Regions from separate parts of the Homo sapiens genome. Here region 2 is linked to region 1. A link is a contact called in ENCODE Hi-C or POLR2A ChIA-PET data. All regions are on one chromosome and are shown on one strand. The core of a region is the stretch at or near the end of the contact, and the rest is flanking DNA. Distances in the headings are between cores, read along the strand shown.

Region 1 (3,770 bases), core at 1,016-3,515:
TGTAAGATGTAGATCATAATATCCATGTCAGCGTCCTTGTGAGGATTAGGTGAAAGGAGTGTTTAAAGCACACAGCAGGATGACCGCATACTAAGTGTTCTGTGCATCCTACCAGTCTTTATAATTGTGGTTATGAGTGTCCGTGTTTAAGATTGGAGAAACATGGAATAAATTTGCCTCTCATTAGCGTGCACACTCTGCCCCAAACCCCTTTTTTTGTGGGGGGAGGTGCTGCTCCATCTAGTGAGTGGGGAGATTTTCTAATTCCCACTGGGGTCCTTGTGACCCCAAGCCAAAGCGGACCTTTAGTAAATGTAAATTCTGCATTTCTCTGCTGCCTTCATTTATAGTCAACCCGGTCGGACTAAAAAGAACTACCAGGGCGACCATAACTAAACACTACAGAGCAAGTGCCTCCTTTCCTCGCAGACATTTATTTCTGTGGAAATTCGCCTGTTTGCCATAGTTTGTCTTTTCTTATTTCTTCACTTCCAAACTAAACAGCCCTAATCCGAGCGCATACCTCTCTGTGTGCCAACGTTTCGCCTGTGTCTGTGTCTGCTGCGTATGTAAATACGGGCGAGCCTCTCTGTGGGCAAAGCCATAGGTGTGCATGGTCCTTGTTCCCATAGGCGACATCGGGGTGTGTGATTGCACGTGGGGGTGTGAGGCCTCGCCAGCACCGCCACTCACTGGTCCTGTTCTCGAAACCGGTTCTTTGGAGGCTCAGTTTTTGGTAATTAAGACTAAGGAGTGTTTAAAAAACAGAAGTACATTTTCCTGGAAACCAGCAGTCTTTATTTGCAACTTTTATTGGCAAACCTGGCTGCCAGTAAATACATTCCTTGGCATCTCCCACAATGTAATTCACTGGATGGAGCGGCCTTGCTTTTTCTGTAACGTGTACGTCAATTAAAAGGGCCGCCTGGAAGGAATGCGTAGCGGTGGCTGAAAGCCCCAGTCTCGGGTCACCTCCCTCCACTCCAGGAACAAAAGCGTCCGTGGTCTGTGCCTGGAAGTCTGAGAGGGTCTCCCCGATGGGGCTGTTCCCGCCCGGACCCTGAGGGATGAGAGTTGCAGCCTAGAAAACCAGGTGCCAGGCCCTGCGGGGTCCCACGCGGGCGGCGCGGTCTTCCCCAGGCCTCCTTCTCTGGAGACCCGGTTCCCAGGGGACGCTGTGCGGGGACAGGCGGAGCCGGCCCTTGGAGCCCGGCGCGGGCAGAGGCGCCGCGGAGACAACGCCTCCGACGGCAGGGGGCGCTCGTAGCACGCGCAGTGCGCGGTGCGGGCGCCCAGGACGGCTGCCTGGCCCCGGGTTCCCGAGGCGCGGGACCTGCCGGGGTGAGGTGCCCCCAGCCTGAGAGCCCCAGCCTGGGTCGGCCAAGGGGCCTCCGGGCTTCCACATCGTCCCTTTTTCTGCTGACGCTCGCGGGGAAGCGGCGGGAAGCCTGTGAGGGGCGGCCTGGGAGCAGACGGACCACCAGGTCACCGGCGCGCGCTGCCAGGCGCCGACCCACTCGCGAGGACCAGCGGTTCCCGGAGGCGTCGGCCCTCAGGTCCTCGGGGGAGGCCGGCTGCACCGAGCCGGGTGTCGGCCTTGTCCCTGTCCTGAGAGGTGCAAACACCGGCCCCGGCCCAGGCCCCCGGGGCTCCTGCCCAGAAGGCTCAGAGCTGGGGGCCGACCGCGCCTTACCCGCAGGAGGCCCGGCGGTGCGTCCGCGTTGGTGCCACTCCCCGGCCGGGGTGAGGGACGTCGGAAGGAAGGTCCCAGGGCGCAGGGTTCCGCGAAGGGAGCACTCGGAAGGAAGGCTGGCTGCGGCCCCGGCGCCTGGGTCCGCTGCGGCGCCGGGCCGGAGACCTGGGAACAGCCAGCCACCTGCAAGGTTGCAGCCCACCTCACCCCGCCGGCGGCTCCGGGGCTGTCTGTGGGTCTGTCTCACGGGGCAAAGCCTTTCTTCCCACACCCACAGCCAAGGCGCGTCCGTGCAGGGGCACACGCCTTCTGCTCCAGCCCCAGGAAGGCGCTTTCGCCCTGCAGTCCTCCGACGGCCGGCTCCCGCCGCACCGCGCACCCTGGCTCCGGCAGACTCTGGGGCCTGGGGACTCGCCCACCCTGCGCGGCGCGCCCCCCACATGAGCCGAGGTTGGGAGGCTGCGGGGCCTCTGTCCTCCCAGGCCGTGGAGTGCGGCGGCCGCTCTGAGTCCGCTGGGGACCTGGATGGAGAGAAACTGGGGCTCGTTCGCGCACACATGCACCATTTGTTCTTTCCGATCATCTATCCCTTTACGAATTTTATTTTTATTCCGGATTGTTAATGCAAGACGACAGTTTGAATCTCCATTTACCTCTGCCTGAACACAAGAAGCCCTGAGTCTTTTGAAGCCGGGCACCAAAGTTAAAGATTCACTTCCCGCATTCCCCATGGCCCCCTCTTGCAGCTTAGCTCGGCTCTGAGCCCCCGAAACGCCCTTCGAGGCGGGGGCTTTCCTGCCAAGGGGCGATAGGTGGGCCATCCCGAGGCGGGAACGATCAGGTAGGTGTTGGCTGGCTTTCTCCTGGGTGAGTAGTTAGGGGAACCGCCCCTCCAGGGGACTTAGATGACATTAAATTATCCCATCACACAAACTTCCCGTGGAGGTCTGCCCCCAGGAGGGCAACTATCGGATTAATCCAACCATGTAGACAGGCAATATGGATCACTTTGTCTTTAAAACAATCGAAAACCAAACGCTCTTTTCGTTTATTGTAGAAATTTTTCTACTAAGGACGGGGCTGAATTGGAGGGACTGTGCTGACAAATCCTCTACTTGAAAATCCCCCAGCTAAGGAGTATCTGCCCAAGGTCGCGGCCACCCAGATGTTCGGTCCCCACTCCTTCCTCCGCTGAAAAGTCGCACCGATGACTAACGTTGCCTGCCGGCCTGGTGGTTTGAAAACGAATGCCGGGCATTGATGCAAGGATATCCTCCCCTACCCCTGGGATTCTGGTCTAAGCAAAGGAGGCCGAATGGAGAACTAAGACAATTATCTAAGTAATCTAAAAAGCTCAAAGACATCCCCAAGCGGACCTTGCTCCAGTGGTCTGTGATGGCAGCCTAGTGGACAGTTTTCTAGTGGCCCTCTGGGGTTAATTGCCTTAATCTTCCACTCTGTCTGCCCCAGCAAAGGGAAAGATGCTAAAGCAGCTGTGGACTTGCAGCCTCCCTCCTGTGTGTGCAGAGCCCCCAGGAATCACTGCCCCAGTGCAGCAGGAGAAGCGCCTTCCCTCATGCCCTAAGCCTGCCTTTTCTGTTGTCCCCCAGCTCCTGGGCCAGGTGGAGCCCCCCCTGAAGCTGGTTTCTACCTGCCCTCGCCTCCCCACTGCAGCCCACAGTTCGGCTTTCAGGGCTGAACCCAGAGCCCAGAGGATGGAGAAGCCAGAAAGCGGGGAGGTAAGGGAGAGGGCGTCTAGGCACACCACAGAGGTGATTGGGCTGTGACGGGGACAATCCGCACAACACGAGCTAAGCTCACACCCCTAGGGAGTGATTTTTCCGGACTGCCCCCATCCCAATCTCCACCTCCTCTGCTTTACTTGAAAAAGAAAAAGAAAAAAGAGAGCTCCTTCTGGCTCCTGGTGACCCATATTTAGGACACCATCCCATCCCCCAGCACACACATTCCTACAGTGTCACCTGGTCCCCAATCCGAGCATTTCCTGGAGTGCTCGCCACATTCCCCTTCCTGGTGCTTTTCTATGGTGGGGCCAGGGGAGGCCTTGTTTTGAACA
Region 2 (3,871 bases), core at 385-2,884, 170 kb after region 1:
TTTCTCATTTTTTGTGTGCTTATTCATTTTGAGTTCCTTTTAATATTCCTTCAATATTGTAAGAGATAAAAGATACAGAATAATATGCCCAGGAGAGGAAATAACAGCTTACTCTGTCTGATTATACTATATTCTACAGAGAGAAAAGTACTCAGTGATAAAAAATTATTCACTAGTATATTATAATTTAAGTTAGGTTATCTACTGATGTAATTCGTTCCTAGAAAAGTCCTTTATTTTGACTTGGTGATTCTGTGTGATCGACTTTCACTCAAGCTTCACGACAATAACTGACACTAATAGAACTGGGTTTACGGAGATAAAGAGGAAGCGGATCCTTCTCCCAGAAGCAACCAGTGTAACAGAAGGTATGCAGTCTAACTTGTGAGTAAACAGAATTCTGGAATGTCCAATACTGGGGTAACAAATTCTCTCAAAGCTGGAGGAAATAAAGAAAATGACACTTTAACCTGTGTCAAGCTACTTCTCAGCTAAAATCCAAGTTATATTCACACTGAAGCTATGAAAACACAAACAACCCAGGAAGCACAGGGATGGAATTGATTGGCATTCTGTAATTCCCTGCCTTCCCTTTTGCTAACCCCTCATGGGCATTTTCAAGGGGACTGGCAGGACTCAGTGAAATCCTCAGCCACTTAACGAGGCTATTAATTGGCCAGGAGGAAGACTGAAGCCCAAGCTTCGACCTCAATAGTTTAAAGCTCTAACAAACCAACATCAATTAGCACAGACACAAAATTTTGATATCCTTTAGGTAACACAGAGTTTAAATGTTTTTTATTTTTTATTTTTTTTTTTGAGACGGAGTCTTGCACTGTCACCCAGGCTGGAGTGCAGTGGCGTGATCTCCACAACCAAAAAATGCGTGATCTCTGCTCACTGCAACCTCCACCTCCCAGGTTCAAGTGATTCTCGTGCCTCAGCCTTCCAAGTAGCTGGGATTATGGGCGTGGACCACCAGGCCTGGCTAATTTTTGTATTTTTAGAGGAGATGGGGTTTTGCCATATTGGCCAGGCTGGTCCCAAACTCCTGACTCTAAGTGACCACCCGCCTCGGCCTCCCCGAGTGCTGGGATTACAGGTGTGAGCCACCGCACCCAGCCTAAATGTAACTTTCTAATGATTGATATCTTTTGTTATGAATGCTAACTAAAATCTTACAACATTTTGGGGTTCTCTGTTTAATTTTTAAAAGCACTTATTATTAACTTTACTTGAGTCATGGACTCCTTTGAGAATCTGATGAAAAATGAGGATATCTTCTTCCCTGAGAACTGCACACATGTGTGAGCCAACACACGAACACATTTTTACCTACGACTTGAGGAAATTCACAGACAGTTTTAGACCCTAGGTTAGGAAATTTGGATTTTCAGAGAGAAAGCCACAATTTCCAGTGATCTTTCACTCACTGATGCTTCAATTTTGCATGTGTTTACTGAAGACCACGCGTAAGGCACTGTACGTAAAGCTGTGTGGGACACAAGGAACTATCGAATCTTGTTGTGGCAGCGGAGAATCTGACCGTGGAGCACACATAGGGTGAAGCCACAGACACCATCAACGCGGCTGCTGCAGAGCGCCTCTGGGATGGCCGTTTCCTCCTTGGTGATTTGGAGTCCCTGCCATGACCCCACGGTGTGGGGAGTGAGACAATGAGAGTGAACAGTACTTGCTTTGTAAGTGGTAAACCACTGTGCAAGTGTTAGCTGTTGGTTTTATGAAGTCAAACTTGCTTTCCTGTTTTGAGAGCCAACCACTGAGTAGTAAACCAAAAATTTATACCAGGAAAGTGAAAGTGAGATGGCAGAAGATTAGTCAGAAACATCCAAAAGGGTCTTCTTAATGAGGATAGAAGATCACTTAATCAGGAGTCTGCATACCAAAAGCATCCAGTCAACTGTTCTGAAAAGGTATTTTAAAATGATGATCCAATAAGAAAGAAAACTGCCAAGGTAATAATTGAAGAGGCATTTGCCATTGCAGCATGGAGCTCTGACTGTGAGTTTATGAAAAGTGTTATTTAATTTCCATTTTCAGGCAGTCCCAGATATTTTTGATATATGTAAAATAATGAGCTATTCATGTCTTCATAGGATATATAAACAAACTAAAATTAAATAAATTAAATAAGTGAAATGTTTATAAGGCATAGTCACTTATTTCTTACACAGAATATGCTAAAATAGCCCCTCCCTGGTGTTAAAATATCAATATTCTTTTGGAGTGAAGCCATCTAAGCCTGAAAGTGTGATTAATCTGGAGCGTGTCAGCTTCCAGACAGTCAAACAAATCATATTCAGTTCCAGATGCATCCCACTGAGGATGGCTGTGCTGGGGGTTTCTTTGTCTTCTCTTCCTCCTCACTCTCTTCAACCTAACTTAGGATGCTGAAAGAAACCATGAGGAAGGCCTGGGCCTCAGACACACTCTGGTTTGAATCCCAGCTCTGCTACTTAATGACTGTGACGCTGGCAAGTCACCTCCGCTGTAAAATTATGATAACAATGCCTCCTTTGCAGGCCCAAACAAAATGCACAAGAAAAGGAGTGTGAAGTGCCTGGAACGGTGCCAAGCAAATAGTAGTGAGTCAATACAATGGTGGCTACAATAGTGTGCACTGATGATGCCATTTCCTCTGAGTAAATTGGATGCATGCATCCTACAGCTACACAGCACTGTCTGTTTTGCAAAACACCTTCATGCAGATGTCATTTGTTCCTCATGACACATTTCTGAGTTTTGTGCAAATCTTACTGTAACCTGTGAGATGTTCGCTGATCTGTCAAAGTCACACAGTGCAGAAATAAGAAGTGGTCCAACTGAAAGCTGGAGTTTGACAATATCTGATATGTCCAGCCAGAAAAGCATCCTACGTTATCAGCATCTATTGGTACAGTATGATGCTTAAGCTCAGCTCTATGAATACTGTAAAAATCCAAGAAGGGGAAGAAGAGAAGAGCTATCTGAGAAACACGAACATATATCTAGGAGGCAATCAGTCTCAGGAGAAACTTTAGAGTCTAAGAAAGAAAAGGAAGAGCAGGCAAAGAAGGTTTTTGTGTAATTTCCAACAGCAATAGAAAGAACAGCCCTGTGAGCGGAAACCTGTAGCCTTACTGAGGTCTGGGCTTACAGGGACTAGAAGAATGATATTTATGAAAACAGTACAATAATGTGTCCAAGTATACACTGCCCTTTTGTAATCTCCAAAATCTCATGCTATTTTCAGTTACTGTTACAAGGAAAATGAAGAAGGAGACAATGAATTGAAGACCATAATCAAAATCCAATGCATGAGCTCTCTCTTTTTTAACCCCTGAGGGTAGGACAAGGAAGGAATATGCTAAAGAAAAGAAAAAACATGTTTCTTATAATTGGAAAGTGCTTGTAGTATGTGTGGAGAAATTCTGATGCACATAATTTCCTGAGTCCTTTCTTTTAATCCCCAGAGAAAAACATGGCATACCCCCTCCATTTGAATCTGCACATAAAGAGAAAAGGCAAGTTTCAAATCCAAAAGGGGCCATTAAAGGATTTCACTGGGTACTGGAACTGCATCCAACAATGGTTAGACATTTTACAAATTCTACTTATTTCTTCAATTAAAGTAAAAAACGCTTGAACAGAGATGCAGAGGTCATCCACTGAAGTTTGGGGTGCAACATCATCTGCCATCATGTGCTGGATTATCTAGACTAGCAAAGCACGGGGGAGTATACGTTCGTGGGGACTGGCATATAAGAACTTTGAAAACCAGCTGATGACTGCAGACGAAGCCTGGCTGAAAAACTGGTCAGGGTTCGTGATGACACCAAACGTAAAAAACAAAAACAAGCATGGACTCAGG

Evidence for each region. A loop is a pair of places that touch in the nucleus more often than their neighbours do. ChIA-PET counts read pairs that join two places held with the same protein, here RNA polymerase II (POLR2A). Pooled maps may share reads with other maps.
Region 2: a map of GM12878 shows a loop between it and region 1 (2.1-fold over the local background). The contact joins the enhancer-like site here to the promoter of FOXCUT in region 1. A Hi-C loop is called at or near these places in 8 of 168 maps with a recorded cell type or tissue (Calu3, GM12878, IMR-90 and 5 more), 2 of 37 single-sample maps with no recorded cell type and 9 of 50 pooled maps. POLR2A ChIA-PET finds 5 or more read pairs at or near these places in 5 of 52 experiments (BJ, HEK293T, PC-9 and 2 more).

Annotation. Positions count from the first base shown.
Region 1 is chr6:1,603,266-1,607,035 of GRCh38, forward strand. It overlaps FOXCUT (FOXC1 upstream transcript), which reads left to right and starts at 2,266. Exons shown (of 2, transcript NR_125804.1): 1 at 2,266-2,534; 2 at 2,751-3,770. RefSeq lists silencers at 985-1,404, 1,455-1,524 and enhancers at 2,826-3,326, 3,327-3,770.
Region 2 is chr6:1,768,902-1,772,772 of GRCh38, forward strand. The region is part of intron 7 of GMDS (GDP-mannose 4,6-dehydratase); the gene reads right to left. Among named protein-coding and RNA genes, the nearest start is that of FOXC1, 160 kb to the left of the region's middle. Within about 2 kb of position 1,635, at least 4 of the 41 ENCODE cell types and tissues checked have a DNase peak (open chromatin) inside an H3K27ac peak, as active enhancers do; they include GM12878, PC-3 and endothelial cell of umbilical vein, where a contact is called at or near this core.